Linked DNA regions of Homo sapiens: region 1 is linked to region 2. Evidence: read pairs that join two places in POLR2A ChIA-PET (ENCODE). Cell type or tissue: OCI-LY7. All regions are shown on one strand. Links, peaks and the distances in the headings refer to the core of each region. The heading gives the core; the rest is flanking DNA. Region 1 overlaps LINC00593 (long intergenic non-protein coding RNA 593). Region 2 overlaps LOC101929129 (a long non-coding RNA gene).

What was found. ChIA-PET counts read pairs that join two places held together with the same protein. Peaks named below come from ENCODE experiments on the same cell type or tissue, not always from the same donor. Only the 100,000 strongest peaks of a DNase experiment are listed, where the experiment ranks them.
Region 1: POLR2A ChIA-PET joins it to region 2 with 7 read pairs; 2 of 35 experiments call an interaction of 5 or more read pairs at or near these places.

Annotation. Positions count from the first base shown.
Region 1 is chr15:69,842,908-69,858,708 of GRCh38, forward strand. LINC00593 (long intergenic non-protein coding RNA 593) reads left to right here. Exons shown (of 5, transcript NR_026764.2): 5 at 1-60. Among named protein-coding and RNA genes, the nearest start is that of LINC00593, 16 kb to the left of the region's middle. RefSeq lists enhancers at 472-1,113, 7,162-7,677, 10,084-11,283. In OCI-LY7, for the core only: no CTCF peak of the experiment used is centred there; no DNase peak of the experiment used is centred there.
Region 2 is chr15:70,004,714-70,020,514 of GRCh38, forward strand. All of the region lies in intron 2 of LOC101929129 (a long non-coding RNA gene), which reads right to left. Among named protein-coding and RNA genes, the nearest start is that of MIR629, 67 kb to the right of the region's middle. RefSeq lists enhancers at 10,189-10,692, 12,099-12,148. In OCI-LY7, for the core only: no CTCF peak of the experiment used is centred there; DNase peaks (open chromatin) are centred at 10,438, 11,398 and 12,048; H3K4me3 peaks cover 2,180 bases; H3K27ac peaks cover 3,513 bases.

The DNA of each region.
Region 1 (15,801 bases), core at 4,395-12,394, 160 kb before region 2:
CCAGGGTCATTTTGAACACTCTTCCTTCCTGACAACTAAACTTTTCACTGTTTCCCATCATAACATGTTATTTTATACTTCATTTAACTATCCACCCACCTATCCATTTATCCACCCACCTACCCACCTATCCATCCACGCACCCACTCATCCATCCATCCATCCATCCATCCATCCATCCATCCATCCATCCAGCAAATATTTGCCTAGTGTCTGCCTTGGGCACCCATGCTGGACCCTGGTGCCACAGTGCAGAGCCCACGCCCAGCCCCTCCCCCCATGAAGCTCACAGTCTAGCTAGGGAGCTAGACATCAGCCCATCAGATGACTTACATCTAAAATTATAAACTAAGACATGCAGTGAAGGGAAAAATCAGGGAGTGCTGAGCACAGAAAACCATGGGACCGATGGGGTTGGGGGTTGAGATGAGCTCCATGTGGAGGAGGGGACATTGTGTGGGCTGAGACCTGAACCGTGAGTCAAGTGAATCAGGAGGAGGGGAAGGAAGGGTGTTCTTGGCAGAAGGGACCACACGTGTGAAGTCCCTGAGGTGGCTGGGAGCTGGAAGAAAGCCGAGTGACTGCAGCACAGAGTGAGAGGGTGGCGGTGGTGTTGGGCTGGGAGGTCCTGGGGGGGTTGCATCTTCTTGTTTCTAGGGCAGTAACTGGTTCACGCTGGGAACTCAGCGGGAATTGAGGAAGGCATGAGGTTGTCGCTAGTCATTATTTGCAGGGGGATGGCAGTCTACTCAGGGACTCTTGCTGCACATGACAGCACACCCCCTCCCCGCCCCCGCCCCATTTACCATCTCTAAGGGGTTCTGCTAAGGTCATCTGTCTACTCTGGAGCCCAGAATCCCTTTGTTCCTCCCTCTTCCACTGTTAGTATTTCGACAGGTTTTCCTCTAGGCTTTTTGGTGCAGGTCACTCAGATGTCTGCAGGCCACCCTAGCCCAAGCAGTCACTTTGTTTCTCCGGCTCTGCCCTGCCCGTCAAATCTACACACACGCTTCCTGGAGTCCTGTGGGTATGTCTCGTGTGTGCTCACAAGCCAGGCAGTTTGATCCTGTGTAGCATCTGTCATGTTTTAGTGTTGCCCCTGGTGATGTCCATGTCTGAGACCTCAGATGTTGAGGCGGGGTGAAAATGCCTCACCGTCACCTCCGCTGAGAGCAGCAACACCTCCAGGTGCCAAAGGGATATGCAGCCAGCCAGCCACGAAGCTGCCATGCGGGGTTCTGCCAAGAAGGCTGAGAATGCGCCTGTTCTCCATTCTACATGACAGTTGGTAACCCGGACACCAGAACAACTGGCTGACCGCTGCTTGAAAACAGTGCCCAGTGTCCACCTGTAGCTCTCACTCCTTCAGGCTTGGTCTGTGAATTTGGGCTGGGATCCAAATGTTGGGGGCAGGTGATGCAGGCTCCCCAATACCCCACCCCTCTGGGGTGCACACACTCAGGGCACTTCTCCCCCAAACCTTCATGGAAACCAGCACATGGAAATTGTGACCTCACCTCACAAGATAAGCAAGCAGGCTTAAAAATACCTAGATCCTTATATGAACGTAGCTCAGGTGCTGACTTCACTCTAGTGTAGAGGGTGATTTTAATTTTGTATGAATTATAATCAATGTGCTTTCCATTTTGAGTGCTTTTTTTTACTCTACATTGTAAGCATGTTCATATTATTACAGTCTTCATAGGCAGAATTCTTAGCAGCTCCTTGATAGTTCAATAAGGAGATGCACCCCTTTTCCTGAGCACCCCCTATTATTGGACATTTAGCTTATTTCCAGATTGTTGCTATTTTTAATGATGTGCATGGAACATCACCATATATTGGGCTATTAGTGCATATTTTCAGAATAAGAATGACCAACTTGAGAAGTATAAAAGAGTTTGATCCATTAAGTTTAATTGCCATCCAACTAGTTTGTAGCAACTCACAAGTCCACCAATATTTTCCACGGGTAGGTACCAGATCCTTAACCGTAATTGCTATAGGATCTGCCTGGCTGGATTACCTCTCTTCATAATGACAAGAATGATTCTTGAAGCTCAGGGTTTTATAAAGAGAAAAGGGAATTAGTTAAGGACTGAATGCAGACCATAGAATCAACTGCATAGAGTTTCTAACCAACCATTTAAACATACATATAGATCTAAAATAACAAACTATATATAGCTATAGCGCCTGTGGGGATCTTGTGTCAATGGCACTCTCACCTCCTAGGATGCATGAGTGAGGAAGAAATACCTTACTTAGCCTGGTAAGGTGAGGCCCTACCACTGCTCTGGAACACCCTTCTGTCATCTGTAGGGGGGATTACCCTCTGCTTCTCCATGCCCACCTTGGCCCCCATTCTGACCGATCCACACTGTAGCAGATGCTCCCTCACCTGTATTGGGAATGGCCTGACAATGGCATAAGAGTTCTTACTCTAAAGTTGCGCAAAAGCTACGCTTCAGGGGCGGGGCCTTCATCAGCTGTATTTCTGAAGTTTTGTTTGCTTTTGCTCCTATTTGCTACTATTCAGACCTGCTGCAAAAGCTGAAAGTGTGACTGTCCTCTAGTTTAGCAATTATGTCTTCTGCAGGTCCCTGGTACACAATGGCCGTCTCTCTTTTTTTTTTTTTATTTTTTTTTGCATTTTGGTAGTAGGAGGTGTGTGTGGACCTTCCCAGCTATTTACAGGAGGAGGAAATCTACTTCTTCTACATACATGGTACCCAAATTCATACTAAGCTGTTTTCTAGGTTGCTTAAGTGCACCCTCCCACCCAGCGCAGCAGCCCTGTGCCCTGTGTATGTGTGGGGAGGGAGGTTTAACTCTTTCATGCTACACCTACGTAGTCTATGAACTAAGGTGATAACTTATACAGATGGTCCCCAACTTCTGATGGTGCAACGTCATGACATATTGACTTTATGATGATGTGAAACAGTTGCAATTTTGATGTAATGTACAGTATTCAATTCAATAAATGACAGATATTCAGCACTTTATTATAAAATAGGCTTTGTGTTAGATGGCTTTGTCCAATGGTAGGCTAACCTAAGTGTTCTGAGCAAGTTTAAGGTAGGCTATGCTAAGCCAAGATGTTCAGTAGGTTGGGTGTATTAAATACATTTTATAGTTACAATATTTTCAACTTGCAGTGGGCTTACTGGGACATCACCTCATAACCCCATCATAAGTCAAGGAGCATCTGTACCTGGTTAATAGAAGGAGGGTCCACCCCCCGACAGGTGGCCATTTTCCTTTTTGAATGGGACAATTCTTATGATGAATCATATTTAACAATAAAAAGCAAAGCTATAATGGAATGACAGGCTGAAAGACAAGGACCCAAATCACTCCATAGAGGCACATCTCATTTTGGGGCCATTTTTTGGTCATCCTTGGAGGTGATGGGAAAGGTAGTAATTTCCTACTTGATGGGTTGCATCAATGACCACAGGTACCTGTCAAAGGATCAGGACCAGGTGAACAGTTTAGCATAGTGACTAAGTCAGACTGGAGTCAGGATGCCTGGACTCAAGTCTTGGTTCCTCCACATGTAGCTGTGTGACTTTGGTAGAATCACTTTCTGGGCTTCAGTTGGCTCATGTGTAATCTAGAATAACAATATCGACTTAATAATGCTGCAGAAATTAAATAAGATACTCAGTGTAAAGTGCTGAATGCAGTGCCTGGCATATAGTGGGGACCTAACAATTGCTGGCTATTACTGTAGTTGTGAGCATCTCATTCTCCAAATCCCCTCCCCAATGCTCCAGCAGTAATTGCACACCAGGTACGGTGTCTTACAACTCACAGATGACTTTCACTCCATTAACCCTTTGGATTCTCATAATTATGGAGGAGGAGAGTTGTTTTTTATTCTCCTGCTCTTGCTATATCATCCTCATCTCTAAAATGTGAACAGTTCCACCTCCCACCCTCCTTACAGGGCTGCAGTAAGAATGCCACAAGAAGGTCGATGTTAATTACATGGTAAGGTCTACAACATCATACAAATGGAAGTTACGTGAGCATTTGGAGCTGCCATTAGAGCCTGCCCTTTTACAAAGCCAAATATTTTATCTAACCACATAATAAGTTTCACAGACACGAGCTGCTGCTCCGTCTTCATCCATGATCTTGCACTTGAAGGGCACGTGGCAGACCAAAACAAGGAGAAATGCTGTATTCGGGTAGACTTGGATTTGTTCCTCTGTGACTTTGAGCAAGTTACTGAATCTCTTTAAGATTCAGCTTCCTCTTCTTTAAAGTCAAGTGGTACCATCTATGTCACAGAGTTATTATAAAATTTCAGTGAAATAATTTAGGTAAAATACCTGCCCATTTATTCAACAAATATTTACTGAGCATCTACTATGTGCTAGAAATGATTATAGGCAGTAGGAATAGGGTGCTGAACAGAGATGGGGGCCCTGTCCCCTTGGAGTGGGGGAAACAGATCAGACCATATATAATTGAAGTGCTTTCTGCTGCAAGTAACACAAAACTTGACTCCAAACAGCTTTGATAGCCCAGGTATTTAACATCTCATATAACATATTCAAAGACTATATATAAGACTAGCCCAGGGTTGGTGAGTTCACCAGCTCATCTATGCTATGAAGGCTAAATCTTTCCATCTTTCTGCTCTGCCATCCTCAGCTTACCTATGTTTGTCTCCAGGCTAGTGTCCTCATGGTCACAAGATGGCTGCTGAAGCTCCAGGCTGGCATCCTCACATGGCAAGGGTAAAAGGCCAGCCATGCAAAGGACCTTTCTTGATGTCCATTTTTCGTTTTCCTTAAGGTGAAATTCACATGACATAAAAAGGACTCATTTTAAAGTGTACAATACGGCAGCATTTAGTACGTTCACAATATTGTGCAACCACCACCCACATCAAGGTCCAAAACATTAGTATCACCCTAAAAGGAAATTCCTAAGAAACCTTTCCCAGAAGCTCAGAAGATGTGCCCTCAAGTCTCATCAACCCAAATTGAGTCACCTGATCGTTCTTAAACTTGTCACTGGCAAGGAGTGTGAGTGTGGGATTATTATGATTGGCCAGTCAGAAGTCCTTTCTGCCCAGCAGCCCCTGAAGCCCAAAACTACTGTATTCTTGTAAAAAGGAATAATGAGATTGTTGGCCCAGAGTGAAGCAAATAATAGATACCTAATGTATGCTTCTCTCCCATATTAATGAATGTTAGATGAGCAGGCAGAGCACACTCCAGCCTGCCAAAATGAAAAAATAAAATGTAACCAAAACAGCCCCTCCAAGCCTATGCCCAGTTAATTTTCAGTGCTTGGAGAAGGCATCTTTGCCACGAAAGAACAGCACACACTGTTTCGGAGATGGCAGAGGAATCGGCATCTGGAGCCTGGATGTCTTGCCAGCCTCTCATGAATTAGCCAATTACACTGCTTTTCTGATCTTTTTCACTACCCTAAACCGACTGCTCTTCTATTCCTTTTAAAAAATGTTACTCAGAAACAGTAGACCATAGTATGCATTTTGAGACGCCTGTTTGCAATCACATTTCCTTTTATGCAACTATTTTGAAGCTTGTTTACAGGCGCTACCTAGAAAGCTAAGATGGTATAGCTAACACCTGCACAAAACCTTTCCCACGCTTCATCCTAAAGGATGTGCTTCCCTTTCTTCCTTGCATTATGGTAACTTGTGAGAATGGTGCACTGTCCTTACTTGTCTGACAGTGCCTCAGGTGCAAGGAACATTCCAGATTATCCCTACGGCTCCTACCAAGATAAATGACTAATTAAGTTGGCACCTCCCCTCCTGTCTCTCTGGGGGTCAGGCTGCCCCTGGTTGCTCCAGGCAACAGGATGGGCCAGAGAGTCCCATAACAGGGAAGCAAAAGCAATAGCTTAGTGAAACAGGGATGGTGACTCATCTCTCATTTCAGAGATTGATGTATTTGTTCACTTAGCAAATATCAGTGGAGGTCAAAAATATGCCCAACACTGTGCTAGGCACCAGGCACACAACAGTGCTGCATGGACCCTACCTCCCTGGAGCTCAACGTCCACACTAGTCAAACAACCTTCCAAATATACAACTACACACTGTGGGAAATTAATATGTTTGCAACATTCAACTGGCCGAGTCCATTACCAAGAAAAACAATAATAGGAGAGATAATGAATAGTCTCAATGTCAGACAATTGCAAATGCACACAGAATCCAGATAAGGGGCCAATTGGCCATGACTCCTCCCATTAGTCCTTTTCATGTGCCTTTGAGGCTGCCTCCAAGGAAGTCCAGACTCTTTCCTTCTCAACGTGTTTTGAGTGGTAGTCTTTTGCCATAGCTCATTTGCAAATATCTCTTTTCATAGCTGCATAAGTACGTGATAAAGTAAGTGTTGTAAAATCTTGATGGTAGAATCAGAGTTAAGGGTCAGCAAACCTTTTCTTAAAAGGCCAGACAGTAAGTATCTCCCACATTTTGCAGGCCGTATGGTCTCTGTTGCAACCACACAACTCTGCAGTTGCATCATGAAAGCCGCCGTAGACAATTCATAAACAAATAGGCCTGGCTGTTTCCAGTGAGATTCTATTTATGGACACTTCTATTTGAATTTCATATAATATTCACATGCCACAAAATATCATTCTTCTATAGATTTCTTTTCTTCAACCACTTAAAAACCATTTAAGAATCATTCTTGGTTTGCAGACCATACAAAAGTAGGAGGTGGGCGGGATTTGGCCGATGGACCATAGTTTGCCTGTCCATGATCCGGGTGGTGGGGATGTGGGTATTCTTTCAATTCTTTGAGGTATTTGAAATTTTCCATATAAAATGTTGGGAAATTGTCTTTTCTAAGTCAATGGCTTGTCTTTTAGCTTTGTTTTGATGTTTCATTATTTAAAAATAATTTTTGGGGGGAGCATGCTATTTATTTGTAGCCAGCTAAACTTGCCAACCTTTTCCTTTGTGGTTTGTGATTTTGTATCTTGCTAAGGAATCTTTCCTACCCTGGCATCACCTAGCTATGCTCCTATATTTTCTGTAATCCAGCTGGAATTTACCTGTGTGTGTAATGAGAGCTCAGAGCAGAACCGTCCCATTTCCACGAGGACACTCAGTCACCCTGTGCCCTTCGTTACTGGTAGGTCCTTTCCTGCTGATTGGGAAGTTTGTCTCAGCCACCTGCCGGGTGCTCTGCATGGATAGATGTGACTCTGGACTGTCTCCCTGTCCCTTTGTCCATCGCTGGGACACTTCTCTTTGTTCCTCTCCTCACCGGGGATGGCGACAGCCTTCCTGCCTCTGGTCAGGAGTTCTCATGGTCTGCCCTGAGAGGGTCTCAGGTCTTTAGGTCTCAGATAGGCTTCAGGGAAGACCTTGGTTATGCAAAGCTTTTTGTATAGCATCACTTTGCTGCTGTATTAAGCTGACGTAGAGACTGTCCTGACTTTACTCTGTCTAACCAGTGCCCCTCCCCACCAGGGGCAAGGAGGAGGAAATAAAAGCAGGGATTGAGGTGAGAAAAGGAAGCTCTGGTCTTTCCACAGAAGAAAGCCACCAGGGAGCCCTCACCGCCCCCTTGCAGGCCATATGGAGCTGTGAGGGACTGTCCTGCACCTCCTGCCTCCCCCATGGAGGGTCCCAGGCGGGCTGCTTTCCTAGGGCCCCAGTCTCCTCGCCTGCGAAAGGGAGGGATGAGCCTGGGCTTCTTAGGTCTCAGAGCCCACCAGCATTCGGCCTGACTCATTGAGGACCGCCCCTTTCAGTCACTGACCTCCTCATAGTCTCCCCAGGGTTTCTCCTACCTCAAACCTCCCTCCTCAGGGCACAAAGCTGAGCATGACGGGCCTCTGTGGTGGGAGCGACCCTGTCTTTGGTTTCCTGGCCTCTCTGCCATCCCTTTGTCCTCTTGAATTCAAAGCCCTTCCTCCCATCCTCTCCTCACCCCTCAGTTTCTCCAGCAGCACCCACATTCTTTCAGTTTATCCCCTCTCCACTGCCCCCCAACTGAATGTGGACTCTCAGGGGATACAGGCAGGACCCTGATCTTGAGGTCCCAACTCTGCCATGAAAGTGCCCTGTAACCTGGGAGAGACCCTTCCCTTCTGCAGGCTTGTTTCTCCATTTTTCTCCTGGTAAAATAAATTTTTATCCAGAGGATGTAAAATTTCAGCCTACAATTCCAGCCCTGAAAAAGTCCTCATTGCAAACCTGAGCTCAGAGCAGCCCTCCTTTCCCCTCCTGCAATAGGCCTTCCCTTTCCAGACAAGCCCACTCTCTGCAGCCATTGGATACTGGGGAGGGAGCTGGGGGTAAATATGGACTCCCAGGATTGTCTTGGCCAGCCTCCTTCACCATCGCTGCATCCCCTTGGCTTGCACCTAAATTAAAACAGGTGTCTGAGCTCACGAAAACATCCTGGCAGAGTCCAGCTGTAACACAGGAAGGGAGGCAGCCACCTCCATGGCGGGGGGACACATCTCTTTATCCTGTTCCCTGCACCTTCCATTTAATTAGGCAGTGGGGTCTCTGTTGCCAAACCCAGCCCCTCCAACTGCCAGACTCATGGAAACTCTGCTTTGTAATCACAAAGAAAATATTAGAAGGGAGGGCCACTCACAGCCTGGGAGCTCCTGGGGGCTGGCTGCCACCTCCGCAGCTTAGCTCCCCATTCGAGGCACCCCATCCTCACTGGTTGCCTTCCCCTGAGCACCCGCATGGTCCCACCCCACATCTTGGTTCCCTAGTGGGGTGGTCATCCCCCACATGGGAGGGGATCTTCTCATAAGAGTTCTGGGACAGGGCCCAGCTAATCCTCTTCTTGGGTGGAATCAGAGGATTTGAGTCTTTGATGCAATTCTTTCTGGGAGGAGGAAGGGAGGGGAAGCTGTGCTGCTGAATGGGACAGAAAATAGCCCAAGCAGGCCCAGTGCAGACCCCAGAGGGGAGCACTGATGGATGACCCGGCCAGAGCAGGGGAGGGGACGCCTGCTCCTGGGGTTTTTTCAGTGTTAGACTCAGTAGTTTTCAAAAGATAGAAACTGGAAGAGTCGTTGAGGTGTGATTAAGACGGACCTGGATTCACTTCCTGCTGCACACGTAAGGAGTTGTAAGACTTTGGGGCCTGTGTTTTACCAGCATTAAGCCTCGGTTTTCTCATCCTTGAAGTGGGGATAAGAAGCATACCCCCCTTGCAGGGCTGCTGTGAGGGTTAGAATGAGAAAGCGCCACACAGGCTTTGTATAACATTATCATCACGTGTTAAATTTGGTTTCTCTTGACTTGTGTTTCCAACCTTACAGTAGGTACTCTGGGTGCCCTGCAAGGAACAATGAGAAGGGCATGCTTTTGAGATCCTCAAGAGGAAAAAGAGTGGAGTTGGCCCATGCAGGGATTAGACTTCAGTGGGTGGGTCCCCAGGCAGTGAGTGTTCTCACCCAGCTCCACCATGGCACAACTCCAGAAGGTATGGTCCTGGGAAGACTCGAGGAGGCTGGCGCTTGCTTGGCAGCTGCCTGCCTAGTGAAGACCCCATGCCCTTCATGCAGCCTAGAGGTGGGGAATGGCTGGGAGCCCGGGGATCTTAGGAGCTCACCCAGAACAGTACCTGATGGCCTGCCTCCAAGGCCCCTCCTTCAGTTCTGGAAACACATGAGATGCAGGAACCTAAAGTTCCCTAGTGGGGAGGGGATAAGGGATGGGATGGCAAGAATAACTGATAAAACTCCTCACCACACTGGAATGTTGAACCACAGACTCAGATTTAAGATGACGGGAATAAAGAAGTGTGTTTCTTATACATCTGCACTTAAGGACTCAGATTCCTGTTAGCACAGACAGAAAGTATTTATTAGCAAGCCCAGAACAGAGTAAATTTTCAGTACATGAGAGCGATTCTCAGGGTTCCTCTGCAGAATGGGATATCACAGTGTTGATGTGAGGGGTAAGGAAGCTGTTTATTTATTTTCAGTACTTGGAACAGCCTGGCACATAAATAGCATCATGGAAGTATTTGCTGTCAATCTTTAATTATTTAATTTCAGTTCACTTCCTCCTTGTACAGGAAGGGCTCAAGGACTGGAGGGCTGTTTTGCTGAGGTTGAACAAGGGCATGTGCTGAAGGACCTGTGGTGTTCCCACCACCACATTAGCAATGCCACTGTTCCAGATTAATCTACTGCATGGCACTGGTGGAGGGTCAGTAAGCATCTTTGGGCAGCTGCCCACATACCTGGGGGGCAGAAAGAATTCAGTGGAACTGGCGATGATTTTAAATAGGATGAATTTGTCCTCCAAGGTGGTCGTGGTTTGACCTCACGTTGGCTGGGGAGAGGGGGCAGAGAGTTTCGTATGCCTTTGCCATATGCTGTCATCTGTCAGTGCTCAGAGGGGGCAAGTGACCTGGGCCAGGTGGTGCCCTGAATCAGCACCAGCCAGGGTGAGACTTAGGATGATAAAGAGCACTGGAGGCGAGCGAGACACCACCCTGCCTGTCTGCAAAGATGCCGAGGAGTCCAAAGAGATGGCATTCAGGCGAAATGGAGACACAATCTGAGAATTAAAACCCTTAGAGTGAACCACAACCAGTTTGGAGCCTGGAGGGGAGCAGGTGTGGCAAGGGGACTAAGGTGTGAGCAGGTAGCATCTATATGTGAGTCAGGCTGCTAGGACAAAGCCAAGCTGGCGATTGTAAAAGAGGAGACCAGACGCAGGCAGGGCCAGCCCTTAGGAAACAGTCCTTACTCTCTCCTAGCTCTGCGCCCTGGGCCCCTCCAAGGCTCAGCTGACTCAGCCAAGTCTGTGTCCCTTCTTAGAGCCTAACTCTGTTCCTCAGCCCTCCCGCCCAGTGACACTTCGTAGGACTCATTGCCCAGGAATCCTGCTCAGTCATTGCATTGCCCGGCTCTGACCTGGGATTTCACAGATCAGTGACATTCAAAATGCAATATAATGGGACACCAGCATAAGAGGCCAACTGTTTCCTTTGCCAAGTAAGGTCATTTTCAAAACCTCATTATTCCCATTGTTCTATAAATAAGGGGATTCTTTTTTACTATCTGAATATTGGAAAGACATAACCTTGGAGTTGTCCTTGACGACCCTTCTCTCCCACCCACATCCAGGCTCTCAGCAGGCCCCAGCTGCTCTGCCTAGACTGCATCCAGGTTTGGTTGGGATGCTCTTTAAGAAAAAGAACGTCAAATGCCAAAAAGAAAATTAGACATGAGACTGAGTATTAGAGTAAGAAATCACAACACATCACAAATCACATTTTAAAAAGCTGGTGAAAACACAAACGTGACAAAATCCAGGAAAAAAAAACCTCACTATATTTCATTGTGTTCACTGATATGCCATTAAGACACTTTTTTCTTGTATTTTTGACTGCATAGTCTTTGATTCTTCTCTTCTTATGTCAATAATTTTGTGTTTCTTTAAATAGAGAGAATAGAAGGCCCGTTCTGTCTTCCTTTTGGGATTGGCCATGGCATTTTATTTTATATTATTGATCATTTGGAGAACTTTTCTGTCAGCTTCATAACTCATTGCTCTTAGGTAATGCAATTTTTAAGACTGATGCCAAATTTGGGAAACCGTCTATCAGATTCTCTTCCTATATGAGCTGTCAATGTATCGTGCGTTCATAATTGCATGCAAAGGATTATGGAGTGTATTCCAGATAGGAAAGAATTTTTTTTTGGCCAGACAGCGATGAGAACCAGATCCCCCACTTAGAAGTATACATAGCTGATGACAGCAAGAATTTTCCTTAGACAAGCTTCCTGCTCACTACATTCCAACCTTGTTTCTCCCCTACCAGGTTTGAATGTAATGAGCAGGAAGCCCGTCTAAGGAAAATTCTTCCTGATCTTTCTGATCCACAAACGTAATTTGGTTTTATCAAAAACTTCCTGCATTCTTCTTGCTTCTCTCACTCCGTTGCAGGCTGCAGTGAAAGCAGACTTCCTTGATGAGTCGGGGAAGTGGATGATATCCCCGAGACCCTGGTGGCTAACCCTGGCATGCTGTAGTATCTTTTCAAGATGATTGCCTTCAACAAGGGAGAAAAAAAATTCTTCCCTGTGGAATTCTGAGCACAAGGAAGACTGGCTGAGGGGAGAGTCCGTAGGGGGAGAGGCCTTGCAGGGCATGCCCACCGGCTTCCTGACCTGCCTGCCCCCACTGGCTCTGCCCTGGGCAACTCTGCCTGCTCCAGCCCTGCAGCCGAAAGGGCCACAGGGATTCACCCAAGAACTTGCCCCATGCCTGGATGAGAAGCCTCAGTGATCCCTGATGATGTGGCCATGAGTTCAGGTACAGTCTCTCTCCACCTCCACCCCCAAATTTTGGAGAGTGATTTCCAGGTCTCTTCTTTTCTCTAAAAAGTAATAATAAGGCATTCTCGCTTGGGGAAAAAATGATTAAATTTCAAATTACTCTGCTTGCCAGATAAGATTGAAATCTCTGCATCCCAGCAGGCCGGAGACCTGTTTTGCACACAGGAAGCTCCAACAGCAACTTATTTGCCACGTAGCGGGTTGACTGAAATGGAGCAGCGTGTTTAAAACTGCATTAAGGGCGGCAAACACGGTAATGAGGGCATTTGTTATACTGTAAGGAGGTTTCCAGAACATGGAAATTACCAACATGGCGATTATGATTGTGAACTCGGTGAGGGAAATCAAATCCATCCACCGCCCCTCTTCTCCTCCCATTAAAAGGCAGAGAGTGAATAGGAACAAGAGGCCTTTCAGGGTCTTTGGGAGGGAGGAGTCCTGGAAAGTTATTAAACACTTTAATAATGCGGGGAGTTGTGGCTTCAGCTCAGGTTTATGGGGGCTTTGATCAAATCCAGCCTCACAGCAGGGCCTGGTTCCCCAGGGAGACCCAGGGGAGAAAAACCACAAGGCAGGAAAAGGCTGGCTGAGACCAGCCTCAGATTTCAAAGCTCCGTGCAGAGGACGTATTGTAACTGGCTGGTGGTTCCAGTTTTCTTCCAAATGGCTTGAGGGCAGGGCCCAGTGTCTCTTTGCCATTCAGACTTGTCACCAAACTCAGACTGGAAGCAAGTGTGTGTTTGTGTTTGTGTGTGTGTGTGTGTGTGTGCATATGTGCAGAGGATATGCCAAAATCTAATGATGGGTATACATTGTTGACAGTTATGTACAGACAGGCCTGTGTGTGGTGTCCCCGCTCATACTTGAAAAGGCATCATTCCCAGAGTTGGTAAGATTGACATCTAATCACCACAGCCACTCAGCTTAATGTACTTAGCACCTTTGAGCCTCAGTTTCCCCATCTGTAACCTTACATCCCTTCCTCAGGAAAGCTTTCCTGATCACTCACACTAGTTGAGGTCCCCTGACAGCAATCCTGCATCTCCTTTAAATGGCATTTCTCACTCACACCCATCTTTCCTGAGCAGCAGCAAGCTCTGTGAGGCCAGCACCCACACAGGACCAGCCCTCAGTATATATTTAAGTCCCCCATCTCAAAAAGCTACTTTTATTCAAAAAAAATTAATTTTAGGCTGGAGAGAGTCTGTTTTAGTGAATTGATAACCACAGTAAGCATTGATGACAGCGCAGACATGATGGCACTTTTCGTTATGCCCCTGTACTTTGCATCAGGACTGGAGCCCTCTAACATTTACAGGGCCAGGAGCAAGAAGGTAAGTAGACATCCCAGCCCATGCTGGCTCCACCCCACTTTCATGCCTGTGGATATTCCCATCTATAGTCCATCTCCCCTGACAAACAACCACCCCTCGAGCCACCCCTTGGGCCCAGGGCCTGCAGTCATTGGTGGTGTGGTCAGACCTCAGGGAGACAGATATAGAAGAAGACTCGCTCAGGCCCAGGAAGCATGATTTGGGGGTCCTGGACTCCAGCTTGTGATCTAGAAGGAAAAGCCATCAGCTTGGAGTGAGCAGGGCCCCCTTACCCATGGATTCGTGGTCCCCTTCCCTAGTGCACTTCTATGCAGTGCAATGATGATCTTTACTTCCCCTTTATCTGTATATCCTGTGGACTCCTTCCCCACAGGGTGCAGAGTGGCCAGAGGTGGCCCTGGCTCCCCTTTTACCCATGGATCCTATGGACCCCTTACCGCCAAGGTGCGGTGTGGCCAGAGGTGGCCCTGGCTCCTGTTGCCCAGGTCTCAGGGTGGTGCAGACTTGAGCACAGGGAAAGACACCACTCCTTCCGCATCATTCAATCTGAAAATGGACTGTGGAGCCTAGCAGCTTCATATTGGTCGGTCATCCCTTTGGATTGAACATTGGCCCTACAAAACTTCTCTTTTCAAATGCAACTCTCTCTTGCTGTCCTCCCCATCCCTCTTTTCCCATGCAGGGAGTGGGACAATATACCAGGCCCATTTCTGGCATTGAGGATGGAACCGGGGCAGATGGGAGGTAAAGAAAAAGGAGAAAACGTGTTTTTTGTTTTTTGTTTTTTGTTTTTTTTTTGCTAACTCTGAGTTGAGCGTTTCAGGAGTGGCTTGGGTTGCCAGCATTGGGGAGTGTGACGGAGCCAATGGGCCATGAAATTTCAGAGCATCTTGTGGTTGAAGTGGAGGGGCACACCAGGAAGGGGCAGCCACTCTGCAGTTTCACTCAGATCCTGGCTGAGACCCCAGCCCTCACCTCCGGGAGCCTGCAGTTGTGAAGATACGTTCTTTCTAAATGTGTCTCTATATCTAGGCACATCTAAATATGCTTAGCATTTGACCTGCACATAACGAGAGCTCAAAAAATGCCTACTAAATAAAGAAATAAACAAATGCAAGCGTGAGGCCAAGGCCGGCTCCCAGCATTGCTGACCCTCAGCCCACCATGTGTCTCATCTTCTAGGCAGGGCTTATGTTCCAAACCAGCCTGGCATCCTCACATGTGGGACCCTCGGCCACAACCCAGCTTCCTGTTGTAAAGATAAAAGGCTATTTAACATTTCCTGTAAATTGCACTTAGGCTCCGGATCAAAGGGTCCCGCTGGGACTGCTATTTCAAACCTCAGTTCTCTTAGTGAGGAGCTCCCCGAGCCAGGGCGGTCGATACTGACAGAGGGAAGCCTCTGCTGCCTGTGGGGGTGCTCAGGCAGACATACTAGGCCCTTGCCCCCAGGGGCTTATCCCAAGGGGTTGGTCACCCCATGTCCATTAGAAGTGCAGATCAGGAAAGGAGGGTCTCTGAAGGCCATCACTCAGGTGTCAGGGAATGAAGGCAGCCAGAGCGGCAGTGAAGGACACACAGCATGCTGCCCAGGAGCAGTCCTTGAGTTGCAAACCACAGAACAGCTTGGGACTGGATGAGGCAGGGTCCTTGCTGGAGAGATGGCAGGAAACTCACAGGAGGGCCCGTGGCTGAGAACCAATCTGAGAAACAGAATGAGAGCCAAGCCAGGCTGGTCCTGGAGCTCCTGGCTAGGGAAGCTGTGGAGAAGGATGTTCTTGGACCTGCCCCTACACTCCTGCTTCTCACTGGGCTCCAGTGGCAAAGCCCTGGGAGGGGTGGGAGCTGGGCTCAGCTTGGGGCCTGGGCCTGCCCCTAGCTGGGGTGAGCAGCCCCTCCCTCGAGAGCCCCTCCGAGCCTGCACCAGAGGGAGAGCCTGGGGGCATCGGGCAAGGAGGGTGTTCTCTGGGCAGCGAGGAGATCAGCATGGGCAGGACTCAGGCAGGGCCTCTTGCTGGGGGCTTGGCCTCTTGCTGGGCACTTGGTGTCTTGAGACGGGCTCCAAATGGTAAAAAGCATAAGCACCTCCTCCTTTATGGTTTTATGAGCAAATGTGTGATTTCCCCCA
Region 2 (15,801 bases), core at 4,750-12,749:
AACACCGAGGATAGGAGAAAGGAGCTGGGGCCTGAGAGGGTGCAAGCTCCCTTCTGGGCCAGCCTCCAGGCCCACCTCCTCTGGTCCCATGAAGAATGATAACACAGTATCAGCCCAACTCACCATTCTCACTCCCACCCGCTAAGGCATGACCCCAGCCCTCAAAGAGGTCCCCAAGTGTTTCTGAGCATCTCCAAAAGGAATCTCACAGGTACTCATGAACAAGCCCTGTTGGGACCCACAGCAAACCCCTGGTCCAGGTTTTGGTAAGGACTCTTCTTTCTCCCTGCCCTGGCCCTGGGCCCTGGAGCAGCTCTGTTGGGCTGTTTGTGTGTGGAGGGAAATGAGGGCTCCACTTCCAGAGGGCTCTGAAGCAGAACTGCTAGGCACCAGGGTTGATCTGGATTTACTTATCGTGGGCCTTGCCGTTTACCCCAATGGGGCCAGCCATGAGTCCCTGGGAATGGGGCTAAGAGGGAAACCAAGTGACAGGTTCTAGAACATTTGGAATGCCCATTTCCTTACAAAAGCTAACACTTGGGTATTTACTGGGTGAGGACCCTTGCACAAGATTCTCCCAGGAGGTACTTCTGCCCGCCCTGCACATGCATTTCATGTCTGCTTCGCCTGCTCATCATTGCCACATCCTGACCCTCATGGTTGACACAATTTAGGTTCTAATTACAGCCCTTAAAAGAATAACACCAGCACTTACATTTGCTCAGAACTTTACCATTTAAAGAAGACTCCTACCTGCGTAGGTTCTACAGAGATACTGTTGGCCGCATATAACAGAAAACCTGACTCAGATTGGCTGAACAGTCATGCAAATGTATTCTCCTCCTTCAGAAGAGGTTGGGGATGAGGTGAGCAGCTCCAGCTGTAGTTAATTCAGCATCTCCACAATGCCATCGAGGACCCAGGCACTCTCGGTTCTTTCTCCCTGCCATCCCCTGCACGTTGGCATTGGTCCTCAGGTACATCCCTTCGTGCTTGTGAGAAGCTTGTGAGACACCACCGCAGCTCCCAGCATCACACTGTCACATAGCAGTGTCCAGAAGCAGGAAGCAAGATGTCCCTTCTTGATGTAACTTTTTAGAAGCAAGAGGCACTTTTCCAGAAGCCCCAGTAGGCTCTCTGCCTTCTGGCCAGAATGGCATCCTGTAGCCTCTCCTGACCCACCACTGGCTGGCTTGGACTGAGCACCTTTTACTCTCTAGGCTGGAGAGGAGTCCTGCACTGTCCTGCAGGACCTGGCACCCCAGCCTGGGTTCTGCTAGCAAGAAGGGAGCAGAGGGGATGGCTACTTGGATTGGCAATGTCTGCCTCTGGCCTCAAAAGTGCCTCCGGGAGGTAGGGCACAGGCTTGTACTAATTTCCGGTGGGAAGCTGCCAAGAGGGTGGGTGTCTAGCCCAAGGTCACACAGCTACAGCAGAGCAGGGTCAGCTCTTGACCTCTGACTGGATCTCCTGCTCTATCCTAATATGTCCTTCTGGTAATATGTCCTAGGGCACACAGCCAGGGCAAGGAAGCAAGGCCCCAGCCCTGCCACCAGGGGTAGGGCCCCCAAAGCAGGGTGGGGAATGACCATGCTCCTCCCAGACACCCCTGACAGGTGGAGAAATCCTTTCTAAGAAACACAGACATTACTTTGTTAATAAAATTCTGCCAATCAGCCATAGGTGCATGCCACACCCTCCTTGCATTTATGCCCCACCCTCCTTGCATTTATGCCCCACCCTCCTTGCATTTATGCCCCACCCTCCCTGCATCCATGCCCCACCCTCCCTGCATCCATGCCCCACCCTCCCTGCATCCATGCCCCACCCTCCCAGCATCCATGCCCCACCTCCCTGCGTCCATGCCCCACCTCCCTGCGTCCATGCCCCACCTCCCTGCGTCCATGCCCCACCTCCCTGCATCCATGCCCCACCTCCCTGCATCCATGCCCCACCTCCCTGCATCCATGCCCCACCTGCACTGGCCTGGAATCCTTTTCAGCTCTGGCTGCAGCAAGCAGGACAGTGTAAATTTTCCCCCGTTACATTAACATCCGACCAAGCAGTCATTAAGAGAGTCACAATCAGTTTTTCCAGAATGATTGCTATTGCACACGGAACTTAATGGAATCACATGGTCATTTGAAAAGAAAGATGCGGGGAGGGGTGGTGGTAGCAAAAGGAGGAAGGTTGCCCCTCCCGTGGCGATTGCCAAGCGCCGGATGGGATCTCATGGTATTCTGACTGGTTAATCACCCAGCAGAATGGGGACTGAGGCTTATTAGGCAAATGAAACATGATGGATGTTGTATTTCAACAGTGGAATTGGGAGGGAAGGCAGGCAGGGCCTTGCAGCGAATGCTGGGTAAGCATGGTCAGGAGGAGCCAGGTTCTGGCATGTGGGCAAGTGGGGAAGGCCCCTGGGGGACCCCAACATGTAGGAAAAACAGGTTCAAGGGGCTGTTTGAAGCAGGAATTGCAGGCTCAACTGACAACAGAAACAGCTTTCTTTTATTAAACTGGAAACCTGTCCAAAGTTACCTTGTGCCCACTGAGACCATGTCTCCAGAAGGCAAGAGCTAAAGCAGATTGGGGCCAGCACACACTTTCTGTGTCTCCAGGGAAGCCCCTTATGGGGCTCTTTACTCTGCAGAAGGGAGCACCTGCTGGAGGTGCATGGCAGAAGGAAGGGCAGCTGTGGGCTGCAGTGAGCTGGGTGGACAAGGGGCACGGGTGCTGTGGCCATGGTCTCTTTCGTCTCGCTCTCCCTGGAGCCTAGGAGGAAGCTATGACTCCAAGGCCTTGCAGAGAGGAGGCTCAACTGTAGCTTGCAAGATCCTGTTCTGGGCACTGGGAATTTCCTCATAGGTGGCTGGAGGAGCACATTTTCCCAGGGTTTGGGAGAAGGTGGCAGGAAGTCCCCGGGGAAAAGAAGCTGGTCAATTCAGCTCCAGCTGTCCTTGAGTGCTACAGGCCCCGGGTCCCCTCACCAAATCTGCCCCCAAGACCCTGCCAAGTACAGTGGCTATATGAGGTAGAATTGTTATTACCCTCATCCACAGGGATGATGAAATGCAGGCTCAAGCAGGTCAGGGACTGGCTTAGGGTCCGGTTGCAAGTGAGCTTGGGCAGAGCCAGAAACGGACCCAACTAAGCTTGACTCCATCTTGGGCACAGATGGCAGGGCACCTTAGGAGGCTCCTAGGGGAACAGTTCTCATTGAGTTCACCTTTTTTTCTCCAAGTCTCCTTGGGGAGCTGATTGCCCATCCAAGAGGATTCCATGTCTTTTGCTCATGGATGCTGTTGTTCATTCGATGGACCTTCACTGGGCAAGGGGGTGTGTTCAGCTCTCTGAGGGACAGCACTGAACCAGACACAGGCTCTCGGGAGCCTTGGGAATCTGACCACCTAGGAGGCCTGCAGAGGGGAACACCATCAGGTCTGCAGTCAGAGGTCAGGACTTGAGTCTGGGCCCTGCTGTGTACCTGCCATGGCATCCAGGACATGTTCTTTAACTTCTCCAAGCCTAAGTTTCTCTGTCTGTACAATGAGAATAAAGGGCATTTACTTTTCAGGATTATTGAAAGAATTGAAAGAGAGAGCTCAGGGCAATAATACCTTATTCAAACTCCTTGAGGCCGGGAGTGTTTCAAGATTTAGAATACTTTTTGGATTTCAGAAATGGAATATGGTGGATATGCCACAATTTTGTCACCCCAGCATGATCTGGGACAGTGTCCTGTAATCAAACTCACTAACACTTCTGCAGGGAAACTAATGAATATTCACAGTCCATGGGATAAATAAAGACTTAAAATAGTTGCCAAATGAATTTTCAAAAAGCTTTCTGTGTTCAGAGTGTTTGGGATTTCAGGATTGTGGATAAAGGCTCTGGCTAGTAATGATAATGGTAGTGACTATTTGCTGAGCATTTACTGATTTACATGCATTTACTCACTGAATCCTCACAGCAACTCCACGAGAGCAGGGGCTGTCATTATCCCTGTTTCGTAGCAGAGGCTGAGGGCCTAGAGAGGTTAATTCACTTGCCTATAATCACACAGTTGCTCAGTAGCAGAGCTGAGATTGGACCCAGGCAGTCAGGCTTCAGCATCTGTGTCTTTGTTCAGGTTAGCAATTCAGGAAGATGGTGGGGCTGCTGGCAGGACCTCAGACGGCACCTAGCTAGCCTTCCTGATGCGACAGAGTGTGATGAGGAAGTGTGACTCTCCAGGTCCCCTGCCTTCTTTGCACCAGGGCCTGGGAATAGAGCCATGTTCCTAGGCTCCCAATCTAGTGTGCTATTACACACACACACACACACACACACACACAACCTCTCAGCCTCCACCTCCCCAGCACTACCAGAAGCCAGAAAAACATGTTTGGCCAGACTGAGGTGCTGGGAAGGAGAGCATGACATTCACAGCACTCAGCCTCCTTCTGCCTCTTCTTCCCCCTGAGTGACACCCCCTCCTCTCCTGAGGCCCTCAGCACCCTCCTTCTGAGCAAGGGGGCAGTAGCTTCAAGGGGATGTCCCTGTGCAGTAGAGCCCTCTTGGGTTGCACTTGATCATAAATACACAGATTGAGGCTAGGGAAGGCCCCAGAACACTAGACTTGGAGTCAGATAGGTCTGGATTTCAATGCCTGCTTCTTTTCTCATGGGGCAAATGGTCTTCAACCAGTGATTCCAGCTCCCTGAGGCCAGCAAAGTAACAGTTACTATCAAGTACTTGATAGTTAACATAAGGCCTGATGGGTTCCCAAGGACAGCTTCCCTCCAGACTCCAGGGAGAGCGAGGCTGGCTGGCCTAGACCAGGGCTGCAGCTCCTGTGGCTCCCGCAGTTCACGGCAGCCCACTGCCCTCCCTCCTGAACAGATGAGCACCCCCGGCATGGCCGGGCTCCCTTCTATGGAGGAAATAGCTCCATGAGGAAGGGCTCCCTGGGGAAACAGAAGTGTGTGGTGTCCCCGGACTGCTTTAAGTCTTGCCATGTGGAGACATGGATGTGATGGGCACTGTCATTTTCCTCATCCGCAAGCTTTTATCGCGGGACCTCTCAGGCAACTGACCAATTGGTGCTCCCCAGAAAGCTGAGCGGCTGGGCCTTGGGGCCACCCCACCCACATTCTCTCATGTGATGGGGGGCACTCAGGGCGTGAAGCCCTGGGAAGTGGGGTTCTAGTCTTCCGTCTGTCAAGAGAAAGATCACTCCCAGGCAGGATGATGTGGCTCATGGCACAGATTCATGAGTCAGGAACCTGAGTCTGAACTTTAATCCCACCGTTTCTAGCTTTGCGACCCTGTTTATCTCTCTGAAACTTCATTTCTTCATCTATAAAATGGGGATGATAATACCTGTTACTTCAAAGGGCTGTTGTGAGGATTAAACAAGGTAGTTAGTTCAAACAAGGATTAGCTGAGCCCCTGGCTCAGCTAAGTGCTTTCAGGGGAGTCCTGAGCAGACAGACATGGCCCTGGCCTCACAGGCCTTACAGTCTCGTAGGTGAGTTGATGATCAAAGTGGAAAATAAAACAAAATATGAGGTCTTGGCTTAAAAAATAGTTCTTATCATCCTCCTTTGAGTGTGGCTATGCTTAGTTAACATGAATGTATTAAAGCATTACCATGTATCAGTATTTATTATTTATTTGTGGGCTACTAAGAGACTTATGTAAATAGAGAGATTTTATGTAAATAAACATAATGCATATGTATAGATGCATAGCCTCAGTGGACCCTCGTAAAGATTCTATGTAGCGGGTATTTTCCCCATTCCTCAGGTAAAGAGAGCAAGGCTTAGGGAGGTGAAGCGATTCTCCCATGGCTCCACAGCAAGGAAGGGGTGGAAGAGAGACTTGAACCTGAGTTAGTGTGCCCCAAGGACCCGTGTTCTTATTCACAGGGTGACCACCTCCCTGTTAGCTCAGAGGCCATGGGGTATGTGAAATGGCTTCTTGCAAATTACAAGGGCCAGGCAAGTATAAGGGATTATTATGGCTCCATTCCCTGCATCACATCTGGTCCCTTGAACATGGGCAACTAAGCCCAGGATGGGAGCCAGGGAGACAAGGACATGGGGATTCCAGAGAAGGAATTGGCTCCCCTTGCCATTTGGGGGACACTTGGTGAGTGGAGGTGGCATCCCCCTGGTTAATGCTTCTTTGGGGTTTCTTGGAGCTGCTCAGCCCAAAGGGAAACATCTCTGGAGAGCTTATATTGTCCTTGGGAGGGCCGTTAGCTGGTCACTGTCTCCACTGTGCAAAGCCAGCTCCATTCTAGAGAATCCCCTAAGCCCTGGATCTGCCAGCTGGGAGGCCTGGGCTTTAGTGACAGACATGCTTGGTCCTGAATCCCAGCTCAGTGTTTCCTAATTGTGTGACCTCAGGCAAGCCATCCAAACTCTCAGAGGCTCCACTTCCTTATCTGCAAGGTAGGGAAAAAGTCCTGTCTGCAGAGCTGTCTTCAGAATTGAAGAGAACATCTGCAAAGCACCCAGGACGGTGCTGGCACAGAGTTGACCCTCCGTAGATGGTACGAGATGAAGAAGAGGGGCCCGGTGGGCAGAGAGATGTCATGGCTGGTAATGCCAGTCTGTGCTGCAAGAAGCAGGGATGACATTGAATCCAGCCAATTAGGAGAATTTCTCATAAAAATTTAATTCTTCAGTAAAATAATAGTGTAAAATGAAATAGGTGAAGCATTTTTAAACTGTAAATTAATGATCTATAGTTATAGCCATAATAATAATAATAGCTACCAATTACAGAATACGGAAGGCCAAATCTGGGCCAGGAGCTAAACACGTTGCAGGCTCCCCGCTTTCTGAGATAAAGATGCTTTGCTGCATTTCGCAGGCCAGGAGACCGGGGTTCAGCAAGGCCAGTGGTGTGCCCAGCACCCTGCAGACACTGGGTAGCAAAACTATAGCTTCTCACTCCTGTGTCATCCTCTGTCCTGTGTTCAGGCCTTTTCAAATACACTTAGAGCAAATGTAAAGAAAAAACGGAACGAGAGCCACCTCTCTTTCAGTGTATGTGTCTCCAATTCAAGGTTAAATGGAATTTAATCTTCCCTCTCCAGACTTCTGTTTCCTGGTGCCAGCTCTGCTTCCAGGCCAGGAACACCTTATGAGCCAGGCATACCCTCGGGCCCCTGCCTGCAGCCCTTTGAGAAAGGCAGTTAAAGCCCCCCAGGTTTTTCTCCTGCATCTTTGTGTGGTGAGAAACTGATAATCCAGACTTCACATCGGTTCCCCTCAAGACTTTCCTGTCTTCAGAGACAGTCTGCTCTCAGGGGACCCTTTGGAACCTTCTCTAAAGTCACCCCCACTGCTACTGACTCCTCTTCAGGGTTAGAAACAGACAAGATGCTGCTGTCTGGAGTGTAGTTGAATTCGTGAGCACTGGAGTCAGGCTACCAGGTTCAAACCCTGACTTGGCAGTTACTGTGTGGCCTTGGGAGAGGCACTCAACCTCTCATTTATAAAATGAGGTTGATAATAATATCACCTACCTTCTAGGATTTTTGTGACATTAAACAAATTAACACATGCAAACACTTAGAGCACTGTCTAGCACCTTGTAAGTACTCAAGAGCTATTAGCTACTATCATTATTTTCTATGCCCTAAATGTTCATTTCCTATCCATGGCCATAATGATTTCTGCTCAATAACAAAGATAAGAAGCAGGATAGCTCTCATTTAGAAAGTTGTACACAGCAATAAACTCTTCCAGTGCACCAGCTCCTCAAAGTGCAAAGCACAGTGAATGGCACATAGTAGGTGCTCAGTAAATGTCAAGATCCCTAAGCACGCAGATCACCCAAATTACTTTTTTACTCAGTTAACTTTTAACCCCTCTTTGTTTTTTAAGCATATATATGCCTTATATATATATATACAGGGTCTCTAATATATATCTAATATGTTGCCCAGGCTGATCTCGAATTCCTAGGCTCAAGTGACTCTCTCCTACCTCAACCTCCCAAAATGCTGGGATTACAGGCTTGAGTCACCTTTCCCAGACTAACTGTAATTCAAATTGCCCTCAACAGTGTGTTTCTTAAAGAAAACAATTTTTTTTTCTGTGTGTTTTAAAATGGACCGAATCATTTTACAGGTCACTCAATGATGGACTGCCATCTTCCAGGGTTGCCTTTCTTTGTGAACCTCCCGTTGCCTTTATTCCAAACCTCAAGGCTCACATGCCCCATATCCAGCCAGCCCCCAAATCCTGTTGATTTTCCTTAAATGGCCCTCTTTCCCAGGCCTTGCTCATGGCTTCTGTTCAGCATTTTTGTTACTCCTGAACTGTGACAGTTCCCTCTAGATCCTCCCCTTCCCAGTCAATCCCATGTCATAAATCTCCCCTTTCTAGGGATCCATCATGGGCCGCCCCTGTGCTGCCCCACCCTGTTCCTAGCCCTGTCAGGCTATCTTTCCGACACAACCTTATTCTGGGCAGCTTTTCTTGCTTGCCCAGCTCATTTGAAAACTCTTGAAGGAGACATCACATTTTAGGTGCCGCATGGATTTTCCAGTACATTCACATCTAACATAGAGTGAGCACAAAAAGAGGCCTGCAACACACACTTCCCAGTGACCAGTGGAGTGGTTAGAGCCATGCTTTCAAATCCAGTTGAGCTGGCCCTGTTTGTAGTTTGAGAAATATTCTGGGGCCCGATTTGCCAGTCTGAGTAACTAGGTGTGGCACCAAGTGTCGGCAGCTAATTGCTTTTAACCATTATTAATAGGTCTGCACTAATTATCTCTTGCACATAGGCAAGATTTTACAGATGAGAGAGGGAGGGAGAGGAGGAGTAAAGGGATGTGCCCAAGGCTACGAGGTGAGTGGATTGTCAGCATGGGGGCTAGAACCCAGGGATTTGCAGTCCTAGGTCAGGGGGTGCCTCCAGGTAGGGGTGGGGTGGAGAGGGGTGGTTTTGGGGGCTGCAGGGCTGGGACCGGGGAGAACAGCTCTGCGCAGGTTGGTGAAGCTACCGTCTTGCCTTCCCCCTCCCCCCACTCCCAGAATGCAATCTACCGAAACCTCTTATTAAAAGTATCCTGGGGGTGATAAAAGTGTCACTAGAGATTTGCTCATTTTCTAAACTGTCATTAAAAAGAAATTTATGGTCAGGGGAAATATAGGCAGTGGAGGGTGGAGTGTGGGCAGGGAGAGAGGGAGGATGATTTCAAATCAGTCCCTTAATAAATTAAAGATGCTCACTTGCAAGAGGGGCTTGGAAAAGGAAATTGCTAGAAACTCATGGCTTTCTCCATTCCAGCTGGCCGGTGTCCTCCTCCTGCACTCTTCCTCTCAACTACACTCCCATTCACACCCACCCCTCCCCTCCTGACAAATCCACAGGGCAAATGCTTCCTCCCTGCGGGCCCACCCCATCCCGTCCTCCTCCAGGAAGGCCTCCAGTTCCCCTCCCTGAGGCTTCCACAGCCCCACTGTCTGAATATTAGATAGACTATGTCTCACCCCCACTATACTGTAAGATCTTTGAAGGTAGGAGTCTTGCCTCGAACTATTGCATGAATCTTAATCAAGGGAGGTGGAGGTGATCTCATTCCCTTAAATTATTAGGAAATGTTAACCGAGAAAAGGGAATGAAGAACCCAAGGAGTTCAGACCTCATTTCACACACGAGGAGCCTGAAGCTCGGAGGGGAAATGGAACTCACCTCAGGTCACAGGGGAGCTGTGAGAACCCGCCTCTCCTGGGGTCCAGCAGTGTGCCCAAGAGCTTACACTCAGAGTCCAACTGTGCCCTCCCCACTCACTGGCTTGGGGAACCTTGAGAAAGTCACCAAGCCTCCTGTGCCTTGGGCACCAGAGTTGTTGTGGGTATCAGCTGTGACGCTGTTCGTGCTTTGCTCAGTGATATTTTTATTTTGCATCACTTTGTCATTGGCATCATGATGGCAGGAAGGAAGGCAGGGAAGCTCGAAGCTGTCAGGGCTTCAGTCTTTTGCCTGGACCCTCTTCACCTGCTCAGCAATTGTCCAAGCATCCACTAAGTGCCAAGTCCTGGGCTAGGCTTGGGAGATACAGAGACCAGCAGGCATGGCCCCAGCCCTAGACACACTTCAGTCTGGTGGGGAAACTACTGCTGCGAATGTGGGGGTCCCCGATGGCCTGGCTCTCACTCCTTCTGGGTGGGTTGTGGGTTCACATTTCTCCCCCCACTGGACTTTGAGTAGCCCTGCCTCTGGCTTTGGCCAAGCAGGACCAGCCCAGAAGGAGGCCTCTGGGGAAAGGAAGAGGGTGTGCCTGGCAGGGGTGGGAACAAGGGTGTGGGGAGCTCAGCAGGTGCTGACCACTGAGAAAGGGAAGTGAGAGAGCAGGTTCAGGCCAGGTTGCAGGCTGGGCCCGTGGGGATGAGGCTCTTAGGTCTGAGCCAGGCCAGCAAGGTGGAATAACCCCGCCTCCGCCTAATGCAGATGCTCAACTCTTGCCCTGAGTGAGGTTCAGGAAGAGAGGCTGGAGGCAGGGGGCAGTCCATAACAAAAGGCTGAGAGCTGAGCCTGCCTCAGACCTGCTCTGCTAGCTCCACAAGCTTCCTGCCTGGGCCTCCTTCCCCGGTCGGCTGGGCACGACGCTGTCCTCTGCTTCCTACCCTCCGAACTGAGGATCAGCTGAAGGCAGTCAAGGAATGAGCACTCTCTGAATGAAAAGAGCACATTTCAGAACCTCATGGAAGCCTTTTAGTGCACATGCCATGAGGCCTGGGTGGGGAGGGGAGGGAAGAGGAAAGGGAAGAGGATTTGACATCGAGATGGAAAGAGGGAACACAGAACTTCTGTGCACGGCATTTAGAACACAAACACTGCATCACTGAACCATGAGGCTGCAATGCAGACAAAAGAAGCCTGGAGAAATCCCAGTGGGTTTCTTGGAGGAGGGGAAGGCTGGTTTGGGCTTCACAAGTTTGGTGCACACAGGGAGAGGGGAGAAAGTAAGGCACAGGCCACAGCGGGAGGGCTTGGGACCATGGGGGCCCTGCAGGTCTGGCCAGGCCATGAGCAGAGTAGGGGGTGGGAGGCTTCCAGTCTCTAAGGGGCCTGAGGACCCAGGTCCCCGCAGCCCTCCTGACCCCCAGGGGGCCCCTCCAGCCTGTTTGGTGGGTTGTTTGCCAGCCTCTGCCTGGGAGCCTCGGCCTTCCATCTAGACATCAGGCCAGCCTCCACGTGGAGGCAAAGGACGGCAGATCAAGGATGGGCTGACGGGCAGGGGGTGTGATCAGTGGAAAGTTCTGCCTGCACAACAGCACACTGATGCCTCCGGGGCCAGCCTTGTCCTGCGCTCAGGATTTCTCCCAGCCTGGCTTGGCCTCTGCTTTACTCCGACACTATTTTTATGCCTCGATACCTCACTTTGCATCTGTGGCTCTCTGTTTTGCTTTCTCTCTCTCTCTCTCTCTCTCTCTCTCTCTCTCTGTCTCTCTTCTCTGCCTCGTTCTGAACATCTCTGTCTGGCTCGCTGTGTCTTGCTTTCCCTGTGTGTCTCTCTCCATCTCTGTCCCTCTCTCTCTCTCTCCCTCTCAGGACTCCCTGACCCGTTCTGTGTGACTCTGTCCATCTGTGACCTGCCCTCTGTTACCACAGCACTAGCTGACAGATGCTGAGAGTCTAGGCTGGAGAAGTTTTTCGGGTTCCAGGCAGGCGTCCTGGAGACTTCAGCCTGCAGGGAGTGCGGCTCCTTTTGCTTTAATCTGGGGGGAATCTGACATTGGTTTCTTTGACCTCCTCTGCCTTTGATCTTTATCTTTGAAACCCTGTGTTGTTAGAATGCGATTGACTTCAGATGTTCTCATCCTCCCCAGAAAGCTGAGGGAACGCAGGGCAGGGGTCTGGCTGGGTGATCCCCCAACATCACATGGGCAAAGATCCTTCAAGGGCTCTGGGCTTCAGGCTGGACACCTCCAGCAGGCTGAGAGGCTGTTTGTGAAGCCTGCAAGCTCTCATACAGTGGAGGGCCATGTGGTACATGGGAACACCCGGGGCTTCAGGAAACAGACCTTCCTGGGTTCTAACCCCAGCCCTGCCATTGCTGCCTGAGTGACTCGGGACAGGTCGTAACTCTGAGTTTCTGTTTTCTCTTCTGGGGTTTCCATTTTCTCACCTCATGGGGGTAAAACTGAGCATGAGAACTTGATGCACTGATACGTGAAAGTGCCTCATGGATTACTTAGTATGTAGCTAGTGCTCAAAAATGTTCCATTTCCTCTGCCTTCCTCTTCCCTCTCTCCAAGACTTCATTCAAGTCCAGGCTTCGCTGGAGCAATAGAACATCCCTATAATAATTACAGGGCCTTGCTCATCATCCCTGCTTTGCAGGGCACAGAGACATTGATAGATACACCACTCTCACCCCACACCTTGTGCATGACCAGCATGTGGCTATTTTTACAGCATCTCCAGGGCTTATCAGCCCTCCAGCTCTCCACCCGCATTCATTCACTGAGGCGTCAGGTCATAGCAGGACCCAGAGAGTGTAAATGACAAGCACAAAACCAACAATAACAATAAAGTAACCGACTTATACAGCGCTCTTGTGCCTGCAAAGTCTTCCTTCAGACAGACTTTGTTGCTTTTCATGAGACTCCCCAAGAGGTTACAGATAAGAGGCCAGACCCACCAACAGTGACCTAGCAAGTCAGGGACAGAGCTAGGACTCAACCCCTGGTCTTCTGACTCTCAGACTAGCCTACCGTGTGTCACCAGCAGGCTTCAAGCACAGCTTTTAGAGACTGCAACTCAGCTGGTGTGTGCTGGGGCCTGTGAATCTGCATTTTAGTAAGCTCTCAAGAATTCTCATGCAGGTGGTCTCCTCCAATCTGAGAAACATCCCTCCCCAACACGTGGATGAAAGAAAGTGATTCTTGCTCAGTTCTCTCCCTAAAGTGGCAGTAGAGGTTTGGCTGGTGGTGATGGAACTCTGCCCCTTGCTGTGGGCAATTAGGGTCAAGGGTTGATTAGGCAAGCTGGAGGGAGACTGATGGGGCCTGGAAATGTGAGTTCTGCATCTGGTGCTGGGGTGCCTCTCTGTAATTCACTCTAGGGGGCTCCTTCCCAGGTGAGGAAATAAATTGGGGGTCACTGGTTCTCAACCGTGGCTGCACATTGAAGTCACCTAGGGGCTTTAAAAAATATTGATGTCTGGAAGCAGCCTGTAGAGATTGTGATGTGATGGGTCTGGGGTGTGGTCTAAAAGCTCCCAGAGGATTCTAATGTGGAGTCATGTTTGAGGATCACTGAACCGGGACACTGAGGTCAGTTCTACAAAATTCCAGCCTGTGACTGAGAGCAGATGTGGCACAAGAAATGTTGTCTTCATATGTCTGTGTGTCTGTGGGTGTGTGTATAAGTGTGTCCCTGCTTGTGTATGTAAATGTGCCTGTGTGTGTTATGTTTGTGTGTGAGTCTGCATATGTTGTCTGTGTGTTTTTCTGTGAATGCACCTGAGAGTGTGAGTCTGTGTGTGTGACAGAGAGACCTGGAGGGCAGGGCAGAGGGGATAGGAGGGGCTGTAGAGGTGAAGAAGGGCTTTCTGGAGACACAAGTACCCTGTTTTTATAGATAGAGCCCAGAGAGGGTAAATGACCAAGCCTGGACCCTAGGCCTCCACAGCACCAATATCCACAACCCAAGGGTCTAAGATAGGAGGCAGAAAGGAAAATCAGAGCTGGTGTATGGCTCCAGGTTTTGCTGGCTGACATGAATGTTTTGTTTGTTTGTTTTTGAGATGGAGTCTCACTCTGTTGCCCAGGCTGGAGGGCAGTGGTGCAATCTCAGCTCACTGCAACCTCCGCCTCCCACGTTCAAACAATTCTCCTGCCTCAGCCTCCTGAGTAGCTGGGTTTACAGGCCTCCACCACCATGCCCTGCTAATTTTTGCATTTTTAGTAGAGACAGGGTTTCACCAGAGACGGTTGGCCAGGATAGTCTCAAACTCCTGACCTCCAGTGATCCACCTGCCTTGACCTCCCAAAGTGTTGGGATTACAGGCATGAACCACCGCGTTTGGCTGACATGAACTTTTGCTTTGCTTTTTTACCTGCTGCAGAATGCTGGGCTCAGGACAGTTCAGCCAGATGTGCTGGTGTGAGAGGGCTGGGCAAACCTCTCTGAGAACCACCAGCTCCCTGAAGCTGCTCCCCAACCAGTAAACCCTGCTTTCTCCCCCACAGATATTTCATGCATACAGGCTATGCCAGCATGAGAAAGAGCCAAGTCCAGACCCCTCACCAGGGAGCAAACCGTCCAAGTGACACTCCAACATCTTGGGGCTGAAGGTTTTTGGACGGAGTGCTTGCCCCAATGCTACCTAGACAAAGCCCCTGGGGAACTGAAAATGCTCAGGGTTGGGGCTGAAGAACCTTCCTCTTACCAGCTCTGTGATCTTAGGCACTGGTAAGCCCTGGTTTCTGCATCTGGTAGATGGGCCTGCAACACCTGCCCAGCCTCCTGAACAGGGGAGCTGGAGGCGCAAGCAGGGGAATGCAGGTGAAAGCACTCAGCAAATTAGGCAGGATCCACTTGTGCAAGAGGTTATTTCCAGGCATGACCTGAAGACTGCCCCAGCCACTCTCCAGCCCAGATATCTTCCTCAACTGCCTGCTGATCCCTGCCATTCTTATCCTTAGATCTAGCCTCTGGATTAAGGATATTCAGAAGATTCTGCTGATTTACAACTAAGGTTTCTGACGGAAGCAGAGGCAGGGGTGATGACACACTTCGCACCATTCATGATGCTAGTGTGACTTGTAAGCAGCTCAACATCAGGAGGTGGCACAAGCTAGGAGGGAGGAGGCTCCTGCAGGGACGGACCCAGAGGGCCTTTCCAGGAAAGGCCAAGGGAGAGGGCCGCTGGTTGCTCTGAGGCTTCCTGGACAGAGAGGGTGAGGTGCTGGCTTAAGTGCCCTGGGACCTGGGAGTGACTGGTGAGGAAAAGAGGCTTGGAAAGCCAGAGGGGACCCAGAAAGGCCATACCAGCTTGACTTACTGCAGCCTGGCCCAGCATCAAGGATTTGGGACCTGGAACCTGACAGATCAAGGACTCTGCACAACTGTGTGGCATATTTCTGAACCTCTCTAAACATCATTTTGTCATTTATAAAATGGAGATAAGAACAATTCCTTTTGGGAGGCTTTCATATACACAAAAGCAGACTAGCTGTTATTATTCTTTACAATTTCGCTGAGACCTTAGCACGGGCAGACTGTGTGTGTGTGTGTGTGTGTGTGTGTGTGTGTGTGTGTGTGTTCTGCCCCCCCTTCTGAGTGTTCACCCCATCTTTGCTGTACTATCTCTCTCCAGACTGAAACAGAGTGCAGTAGAAAGGAGAAGAGTCAGGAGTCAGAAGACCTGGATTCAAATTCTGCCTTTGTACTGGATGAAGAACTGTAGACAGGTCCTCATTGTCACCCAGAGCCTCACATATAAGGGCAATAGATGGGACGATAATCGCTAAACCATGAGGTTGCTGTAAGAATGATATAAAATAATATATCAGCAATAATAGTCCACGTTTCCCCTACACTTACCAGTGTGCCAGGCACCCTTAAGGGCGTCACACACATTATTTCAACCATTACAATCTTTTAAGTATCCCTACTTCTGTAGATGTCCCTACTTCTGTAGATGTCCCTACTTCTATAGATGAGAAAACTAAGGCTCAGAGAGGTTAAGCAACGTGGCCAAAGGTCACACAGCTTGTATGTGGCAGAGCATGAATCTGAATCCAAGTGGCGACTACTTCACTACTTTACTGGGCACAG